2 separate regions of the Homo sapiens genome follow, and region 2 is linked to region 1. Evidence: chromatin loops called from intact Hi-C (ENCODE). Cell type or tissue: dorsolateral prefrontal cortex. All regions are shown on one strand.

What was found. Hi-C counts contacts between places; a loop is a spot of excess contacts. Peaks named below come from ENCODE experiments on the same cell type or tissue, not always from the same donor. Only the 100,000 strongest peaks of a DNase experiment are listed, where the experiment ranks them.
Region 2: a loop joins it to region 1, with 4 times the contacts of the local background. A loop is called at or near these places in 74 of 110 quality-filtered maps.

What each region holds. Positions count from the first base shown.
Region 1 is chr11:72,681,591-72,686,590 of GRCh38, reverse strand. ARAP1 (ArfGAP with RhoGAP domain, ankyrin repeat and PH domain 1) reads left to right here. Exons shown (of 35, transcript NM_001040118.3): 34 at 400-549; 35 at 910-1,522. The coding sequence ends at 927. Among named protein-coding and RNA genes, the nearest start is that of PDE2A, 9.7 kb to the right of the region's middle. RefSeq lists an enhancer at 1,298-1,857. In dorsolateral prefrontal cortex, CTCF peaks have their summits at 2,454 and 2,661 (motif pointing right); DNase peaks (open chromatin) are centred at 1,837, 2,210, 2,670 and 4,910; H3K27ac peaks cover 4,848 bases.
Region 2 is chr11:72,480,441-72,485,440 of GRCh38, reverse strand. No RefSeq gene overlaps it. Among named protein-coding and RNA genes, the nearest start is that of CLPB, 48 kb to the right of the region's middle. In dorsolateral prefrontal cortex, CTCF peaks have their summits at 1,469, 2,811 and 3,010 (motif pointing left); a DNase peak (open chromatin) is centred at 2,980; H3K27ac peaks cover 351 bases.

The DNA.
Region 1 (5,000 bases):
CAAAACAACCAGGGTGCTAGGCTGAGTTCTTTCTTGGAGCTGTGTTCTTTTAGCCCTGAGCTTCCTGGTAAGCAAAGCCTAAAGGGAAACGGTGGATTTTGTAGTTCCCGATTCCTAAGATGGGGTGCAGACGTGTTCCTCTAAGAGAAATGTTTTCTTGGTTCTTGGAGGGGTTTGTGGATCTGGAGATTGGAGTTGTTGAGTAACAGAACTGGCCGTGTTTTGCCAGAGATGCAGTCATGTTCTCCCCACAGCTGCTTCTCATATCGGCGGGGATCAAAGCTGAGGGTGTCATCTCAGACCACAGCTGGAGGCATTTCTGGGAAGGGTGGGCAGATCTGAGGCTGAGTGTCTGGGTGAACTGAAGCTGAGCCCAGCCCCTTCCTCTCTGCTCCCCAGCATGACGGCCTGGTGTGGCCCTCAGAGCCCTCACGCGTGTCCCGGGCAGTGCCTGAGGTCCGGCTGGGTAGTGTGTCACTGATCCCCCTTCGAGGTAGTGAAAATGAAATGCGCCGGAGTGTGGCTGCCTTCACCGCGGACCCTCTGTCTGTGAGTGGCTCTCCATGCCTTTGGGCAGGGGGCTGGGGGCCTGGCTGGGTGCCTGCCTTCTACTCCACAGTAGATGATTGCCCTGATTGCCCTCCCCGATTGCCCTCCGGCCCCCTCCCTCCAGCCTTGGTGGGGGCCCTCATAGGCCTCTTTGGTTCACACCATTCAAAGGAGCCCCTTCTGCCTGGCCCTGGAAGCTGGGAGTCCCCTCTGCCTGGCCCTGGGAGCTGGGAGCCTGGCTGATTGGAGTGCTCCCCGGCTGGCAGTGGAGAGTGGCTGCAGCAGCTGCAGCAGCTTCAGCGGGGCGCCAGCCCCTCTGGGCCTTCACAAAATACCTGTGGGTCTCTTGCCTTCCTGCAGCTTCTGCGCAACGTCTGAGCACAGGAGCCCATCCTTGGCTCTAGGATTCCGCCGCTGGAAGCCTTCTGTTCAGACACCCCTTATGCTCCAAGGCCTGATGTGAGCCAGCGGGGGGTGCATGGGAAACTGCACCCCACAACCCACATCCTCCATCCTGACTGCAGCATGGGGTTCCCCGGCAGGGGTGGGAGGCAGCAGGGGTCAGCCTGGGCAGGAACCTCTCCCAACTCTGTCCAGGTGTTCAGACCTCTTGGCCCAACCTGCTCACCCCACCGGGTTCACTGTCCTTGTGGGGCTGGAGAGATGGGCATAAGTCAGGAACTTGGGAGGACCACCACCCTTTCAGAGGCGTGAGGCCCTGGGGCCCTGCCGGAAGGGAGCCCCCTGCTCCTCCCAACAAACTCCAGAACAGCAGAAAGCGGGTGCTGTAGAGGAGCACTCAGCTCACGGGGAGGGAGCTCTTGGCTGAGCTTCTACAGGGCTGAGAGCTGCGCTTTGGGGACTTCAGCCTTCCTTCCAGTCTGGGCTGAGTGGGGGGTCCAGACTACCTGATGCCCCTTCCCCAATTTGGGGACTTTTTGATAATATAAATATATCTGTATATTTTACCCTATGGTGCTGAGGCCTGTGATTGGCTAAGGGGATTGGGCGTCCTGGGGTAGGAGGGGACAGGAGGTCGGGAAGCCCAGGGGTGAGTGCCTAGTGCCTGAAGCTGAGAACCTAGGCCTTGCTTTCTCCAGGCCCTGAGCTATTCAGACGACCCCCTTCCCCAAGCAGAGCCCTGGCTTGACTCCATGCCTTCCCCATTGTACTATCCTGCAGCCAGGCTGGGAATGCCGGTCCTTTCCTGGCCAGCACTGACCCTGGCTGGACACAAGCCCCTGTCCTGCTGCAGTCCGAGTCTGAGTCCCAGCTGGGGCCTGGGTGTGGTGTGTCAGTGACTCAGGCCTGGCAGCCCTGCAGCAGCCCCCTGCTGGAGACACAAGGTCAGAGCCACAGGAGCCTGAGGAAATTGAGAAGAAGCACCTTTGGGTCACCTGTGGCCCCAGTGCCTACCCCTCCAGAGGTGGGGCCTGCCATGCACCAGGGGGCTGCCCTCACTGGGCACTGCCTGGCCATCTCCACTAAGAAGATGAGGCCCTGGCCTGCAGAGGAAATAATGAGTTGCTCAGAGATGGGTTTGGGACTCCCTGGGGAGGTGCCAGACACCACATTCCCGCCTCTGCCTAGAGCCTCATTACCACCCGCTCTTCGGGGGCTCAGTGGGCGGACAGGCTGACCTCCATCCTTAGCCTCAGCCAGTGGGGCTGGGCAGAGTGGGTGGGGATGGGCCATGTGACCTCCGACTCAGGCATCCAGCTCAGTGGGGAGCCTGGGTCCAGCGGAAGACTTGGGGAGCTGGACTCCAGGTTCCCTCTCGCTGTCTCAGGAAGGGGAGGTATATGGCAGGAGACTGGAACCGGTTCCCTGAGTCCTACTGACCTATTTCACAGGCTGGGGCTAAGCCCCTTGAGTCTCCCACCTCCTGTGGGTCGCTCTGGCCAGATCCACAGGTCGAATGTCTGACCCTTCTGCCTCCAGCCAGGACAGGTTGGACCCCCTTATCCAAGTGCTGAGGGGCTGGAATCCGCTCCTGGATCTGACCTTGCACTGCCCAGCCAGCCCTGAGGCCCACCTGAGTGGGTGAGACTGGAGGCGCCCCCTGCTCTGCTAAGGCCACTGCCCCAGCTCAGCGTGCTGGCTGCAGTCCTGCACTAGGCCACAAGGCGGCAGCCATGGACCACTCATCATTGCTGGAATCAAAGCAGGGTCTGGAGGATGCCTGAGTGGTGGTCCTGGCCCAGACCTTTCTCTGCTGGGGTGTGAAGCGGGACCCAGTTCTGCCTTTGGCCTGCAGGCTGGTGACATTCTGGAAGGCAGCACCATACAGGAATGTGCATTGGAGTCCTGGGCTCTGGGAACCAGGAAGAGGAGGGAACAGCCTTCTACCAAGTACCTGCTGTGAATCGGCCCCTGTGCCCCCTGCACTGTCTGCTCTTGGCAAGGGGGAGCTAGGCCCAGAGAAGGGAGGCAACTTTCCCAAGGTCACACCATGCTCGTGAAGCAGGCCTGAGGTCCATTTCCCCTGCCCTACTTTGGTGGGGTCTCCCTCTTTGACTCCCCTCCTGATTCCAACCCTTTTCTCCTCTTAGAAATGGCCTGAGGCAGGGGGTCTGAACTGTCAGGAGTTAGTGATGGCTTAAAGTGATTTCCCTCTGGTAAGGGGTAGGGGTGACATCCAAACAGGAGCCTCAGGGCCTCAGCCGGAATGAAATATGCCTGTGACAACAGTGTTGGATGGGTTAGGGGCAGGAGGCTCTGCTGGTCCTTGTCGCAAGGATTCCTAAAAATGGGGCCTGTTGGGACCCTGGATGGTTTGCTCATTCACATATTATTTGAAGTTGGGTTGCCATGGATGAGTTGAAGACCCCAGACCTGGACCTGCAGAGGGGCCAGGAGCAGCTCTTGGAAAGGGAGGGGCTTCCTGGACAAGGAAGTGCTCCTGAGCCAGCTTTGAAGACCGGAGGCCTTGCCAGGTGTGGTTGGGGTAGAGGTTGAAATACTGAAATATTGGGGGAGGAGGACAGGGCTTCAAGGACCAACCCAAATCCAGGCCTAGCCCCTGGGGAATACGGGGAGCCCTGGGAAAGAAGGCCGAGGCACGTCAGAGCCTGGATGGTGAGGGCACTGCAGGTGAAGGGGAGGCTGGGGGGCAGAGGGGAGAGGGGCAGGGAGGTGGGGTAGGATGTCTGCCTCTCTCCTGCCTCCTTCCAGCACAACCTTCCTACCCTGCAGAGTTCTGAGGAGTCCTGGGGCTTCTGGAGAAGGAAATCAGTGGGACAGGGAAGGGCAAGAGCTGGGGCTTCTTTCCTGGCCTCATGCTCTGGTGGCCTCCAAGCCACCTGCCCACAGCCCGCTGTCTTGGAAAGCACGCGTGTGGGTGCCAGTGCTCCTGTTTACAAGCTGTGTGACTTTGCCTGAGTTACTTAGGTCTCTGATCCTCAATGTTGTCATCTGTACTTTGCGGGTATTAATAGTAGCTACCTCCTAGTGGTTTGGGCAATTAAATGAGCTAGTAAGTGTGAAGTGCCTAGCATTGCCCCTTGCTAATCCCCTTCCCACTGCACTGTCTGCAGTTTCTGAGAAGGTATCATGGCATATTCTAGTCCCAATATATTTGCACTCAACAAGCACTTATTGAACACCAACTGTATGCAGAGCGTTACTGAACACTGAGGGGGAGCAGATGAGTGAGTGGTGTGGAGGAAGGTAGAGACCTCCTGGTAGGGGATATTATCAGGAAAGACTGGAGGAGGTGAGTCTGAAAGGAGAGGCAGTTCTCCACAGGTGGAGGAGAGGAAGTGGTCTGAGCACAAGACAAGGGGATGTGACCCTGCTGTGGTCACTACCTGCTGTGGCTGGGACACAGTGCCCTACAGCACCCTAGGGCCTATCCCCCTTGCGCCTGCCTCTGAGATATGACCACATCCCAGTCCAGTGGGCTCCTTGGGATCATCCCCCATCAGAATAAGGAACAGTTCCTATTCTCTTAGCCAGCTCTGTGACCTAAGTGACCCTGACCCTGCTCTGGGGACTGTCTCTCACATAAGTGCAGTGGCCTGAACCTCCCAGCCCTTCCTCCACTACGACACCTCCTTCAGGAAGCTCTTCTGGGTTGCTCTCCCATCCCACTGTGCCTACTTAGGGTATGCGTATGTGCCCAGGTCACCACACCTAGTCAGGGACTCACCTAGGGAAGAGCAGTCGGGGACAGTTTCCCTGGTCAGCCAGGGTTGGCCCAGCCCTAGCATGTCCCTTCTCCTACACCACTTCCAGCCTGTGGAAATTTCCATACTTTCTCTGCCCTGGTTACAGCTCCTACTGCTGTATTTATCACCCTGGAGACACAGTGGCACAGGCGCACACATGCCACACACACTCAGGCCTGCACACACGTGCCTGCACACCTCAGCCTGCTTCTCCAGATCTGCGAGTGCATGCTGCGCGCACACACACACACTCGGCACGTGGATGAGCACACACACACGGCA
Region 2 (5,000 bases), 200 kb after region 1:
AGTATGATTCCTTTGTCAGATATATGTACTGCAAATATTTGCTCCCAGTCTATGAGTTGCCTTTTCGCTTTTTTTTTTTTTTTTTGAAACAGACTCACTGTTTCCCAGGCTGGAGTGCAGTGGTATGATCTCAGCTCACTGCAACATCCACCTCCTGGATTCAAGCAATTCTCCCACCTCAGCCTCCCGAGTAGCTGGGATTACAGGCATGCACCACATGCCTGGCTAATTTTTGTGTTTTTAATAGAGATGGGGTATCTCCATGTTGGCCAGGGTGGTCTCGAACTCTTGACCTTAGGTGATCTACCCACCTTAGCCTCCCAAAGTGCTAGGATTACAGGCGTGAGCCACCATACCTGGCCCCTTTTTGCTCTCTTAATGGTGTCTTTTGGTGAACAGAAGTTCTTAATTTTGGTAAAATCCAATTTATCAATCTTATGTTCTGTCTAGGAACTCTTTTCCACCCATATTCTCCTAGAGGCTTGATTGCTTTATTTTAGCTTCCACATTTAAGTCTACGATCCATTCTAAATTAATTTCTGGTAGTTGCGAGGAAGGAGTCAAGGTTCAATTTTTCAGCTTAGTTATCCCATCAACCCATTTATTTAAATAACTGATAAATTGGAATGGAACCTTTGTCATGAATCCCACACATAAATATATGTGTGGGTCTGTTTCTGGGCTCTCTGTTCTATTCTTTAGGTGGTTTTTTCTCTTTTTTTTTGTTCCCAGAGGAGCAATAAAGAGTTGCATAAAGAAAAAGTGGATGAAGTCCTCCCACCCTCTTCTCTTTGAAGTAACCACGTTACCACTCTGAGAGGCATTTAGCTTTCCTCCATGCTCTTACAAACATATGTAATCATACACAGTGTGCATTTACAAAGAAGTTTTTAACCACATGGGGAGATGCTTTCTTGTAAAACAACGAGAGTAGAATATAAATTTGTATGTATCGAATGTAAATTTCTATGTATCAAACTGTATAAGAGTAGTAATAAAAAATAGCACTTACCATGTGCCAGGTGCTTTACTAAGTGCTTTACGTATATTAACTCATTTAATTCTCACAGCAGCCTGAAAAGATAGGGACAATTTTGCTCCCATTTTACAGATGATGAAATAGAGACACAGAGAAGGTGGAACTTGCCCAGTGCCATACAACCAATATGGTGGAGCTAGGATTCAAACCCAGCCTGTCTGGCTCCAGAACCCATATTCTTAACCAGAATTGGTTAGAATAAGACACGTGGAAACATTAGTTGCACTTACCTCTATGAATTATGATTTTTATTATTTATCCCTTGCTCACTGCCCTTCACCCTTCTGACCATTAGGGCCAAGTTCTTTCCCAGCCTCAAAGCCTTTTCATTTCTAGTATAGACAGTTCCTCCATGACTCACTGCTCAATCAACTGCTATTCAATTTTGAACTCTCAGCCTAAATTCCCCTTTCCCATGAAGTTCGACCTGACTTCCTACACAAGTATGGCTTCCCTGAAACTATTTCACAACTTCCTGTCCCGTGCTTTTCCTTTCTAGCAGTCAGCACAATTGTACATAACAACTTCTGGAATGAGTTGTTTGAACAGCTGTCTTCCCTGAGCACCCCCTAACTGTGGGCTCTATGAAAGCAAGCTCTGGGTCTGTCTTGTTAATCTTTGGGTGCCCAGAGCCTTGTCTGAAACATGTAGATGCATGTGAGGGTTCCACTGTGGAGCAGATCAGCGAGAGATAGGCCAACAGGAGGCATGGCTTGGGGAGCCTTCTCAATGTGTTCTAATACGGGTGCAGAGGGAGGTGCTGGAATCAGACACATAGCCCTGAGTTAAAATACTGACTCAGCAAGCTGTGCAAACCTGGACTATAACACTCATGTTCTGAGATCTACTTCCTCTCATATAATATGGGGTTAAAAATATCACTTCGTGGCCGGGCGTGATGGCTCACTCCTGTAATCCCACCACTTTGGGAGGCTAAGGCAGGTGGATCACGAGGTCAAAAGATCGAGACCATCCTGGCTCACATGGCGAAACCCCATCTCTACTAAAAATACAAAAAATTAGCCGGGCGTGGTGGCTGCGCCTGTAGTCCCAGCTACTCGGGAGGCTGAGGCAGGAGAATCGCTAGAACCAGGGAGGCGGAGGTTGCAGTGAACCGAGACCACGCCACTGCACTCCAGCCTGGTGACAGAGTGAGACTCAGTCTCAAAAAAACAAACAAACAAAAAAAAACCCCTCATATCTACAAGAGTACATGGCACACAGTAGATGTCCAATAGTTAAATGAATTTATTGAACGTTTTTGAAAGAATTAAATATGATTTTTTTCCAGTTTCTTAACTTCTCTGTACCTCTGTTTTCTTATCTGTGAAATGAGATAATAAATAAATGAACTTGCCTGTTTCTTTTTTTTTTTTTTGAAAGGGAGTCTCGTTCTGTCACCCAGGCTGGGGGTGCAGTGGCGCAATCTTGGCTCACTGCAAGCTCTGCCTCCCGGGTTCACGCCATTCTCCTGCCTCAGCCTCCCGAGTAGCTGGGACTACAGGCACCTGCCACCACGCCCGGCTAATTTTTTTGTATTTTTAGTAGAGATGGGGTTTCACTATGTTAGCCAGGATGGTCTCGATCTCCTGACCTCGTGATCCGCCCGCCTCACCCTCCCAAAGTGCTGGGATTACGGGCATGAGCCACAGCGCCCGGCAAAATATGCCTTGCCTATTTCTTAGGATTGTTGTGAGAATTCAAGAATATAATCCACGCAAAGCACAGAACCCAGGGTCTAGCATGGAGGAAATGTTCAATAACGGTTAACTATGCTTCTTATTATTATGGGTAAAGCACCTTCTGGAGTGCCCAGTGCACAGTAGGCACTCTGTAGATAGATGGTGCCAAATGTTACTGACTTAGCCTGGGTGGTGTCATGTCCGGCTGCTTCTAGGGCAATGCAGGGTCCTGGCTCTGAGCGCGCCTCTTGGTTCCAGGTTTGGTGCTGTACTGACACCACCCAGTGGCCAGCATGGGCTACTGTAATCCCAGCCTTGGCTAATACCTTGCTCCAGGGTTACTCTTCCAAACCTGGACTCCGTCCAAACCTTAAGAAGAGCCTTGTGCATTCCCTTGGAAAACTGGGAACACTGGCGACAGAGAAGAGGAAATGGATTTGAAAGATAATTCAAGAATGTGGATTCAACAGACTTTGTGATCAATTATATATCCAGTGGGGAAGGAAGATGGATTTGTCTAAAATAGTGGTTCTTAAGTAGGGGTGATTTTGCCAAAAAGGGGACATCTGGCAATGTCTGGAGACATTTTTGGTTGTCACAACTTGGAAGGAGGAATGCTATTGCAGTCTAGTGGGGATAGACCAAGGATGCTGCCAAATATCCTACAATGCACATGACAGCCCCTCGATAAAGAATAATCCAGTCCCACTGGGCACAGTGGCTCACGCCTATAATCCCAGCTCTTAGGGAGGCAGAGGCGGGAGGATAGCTTGAGCCCAGGAGTTCAAGACCTGCCTGAACAATATAGTGAGACCCTGTTCTCCACAAAAAGGAAAAAAAAAAAAGAATTATCTAATCCAAAATGCCAAAGTGCCAAGGTCAAAATAACCTGGTCTAGACAGTCTAACCTGGGCATTCACTGCATCAAGAAAAGCTGTGAAAAACCTGTCACATGAGCTATCACTACTGTGTCCAGTTCAAGGATCAGGTAGGTCTGAGGACAATCCTAGCCAGGAGCTAGCACAGCCTATGGAATTCTCTCAAGTCAAGGAAGGGGAAACATTATTACAGATCATTTATTTCTTCAACTTACAACATTTATGATCACAATACATATATTTAAACTATTGCTGACAGTGTACGTGGTTATTAATCACACTGAAGGACTTAAACACAGAATACAAGTCATGTTAACTAGAAATTCTCAAAGTAGGCCTGGCGCAGTGGCTCACACCTGTAACCCCAGCACTTTGGGAGGCCAAGGCAGGAAGACTCCTTGAGCCCAGGAGGTCGAGACCAGCCTGGGCAGCATAGAGACCCTATCTCCAAAAAAAAAATTTTTTTAATTAGCCAGGCATGTTGGCACACACCTGTAGTCCACCTACTCAAAAGGCTGAGGCGAGAGGATCACCTGAGCCCAGGAGGTCAAAGATGCTGTGAACCATGTTTGTGCCACTGCTATCCAGCCTGGGTGACAGAATAAGACTCTGTCACAAAAAAAAAAAAAAAGGAGGGGGGCAGGATGCAGTGGCTTACACCTGTAATCCCAGCACTTTGGGAGGCCGAGGTGGGTGGATCATGAGGTTAGGAGATCGAGACCATCCTGGCTAACACGGTGAAACCCCGTCTCTACTAAAAAATACAAAAAAATTAGGCAGGCATGGTGGCGGGTGCCTGTAGTCTCAGCTACTTGGGAGGCTGATGCAGGAGAATGGCCTGCACCCGGGAGGCGGAGCTTGCAGTGAGCCAGATCGTGCCACTGCACTCTAGCCTGGGCGACAGAGCGAGACTCCATCTCAAAAAAAAAAAAAAAAAAAAAAAATCTCGAAATAGGTCACACAATCTTAGAATTCAATTAGGAGATCCTTTGGATTTCCTTGCAGAAAAAAAGCAGTAACTGTGAACCAAGGAAAAGATTCCACTTCTCGTGCTTCCTAGTATTTGCTATAACAAACTTGGGAAGCAGTCAGATCCTTACCCTTCCTTTAATATCTGCTCTACGCTATAGAAAATGTGCAGTCAGAAAGCAGGTTAAGGGCTCCACTTAGTGGGAAGCAACAAGACCAGGAGATCAGGCAGGAGAACCAGGAGCACAAGGCCTTCTCTTGTGTCTGTGAAGGGAAGAAATGTCTCAGAACATGGACATATGAGACCTTTCCAGCTCCACCCTTCTGACAATAAACCAGGCCTGGCCTGGTGGCTCACACCTGTAATCACAGCACTTTGGGAAGCCAAGGAAGGGGAATTACTTGAGGTCAGGAGTTCAAGACCAGCCTAGG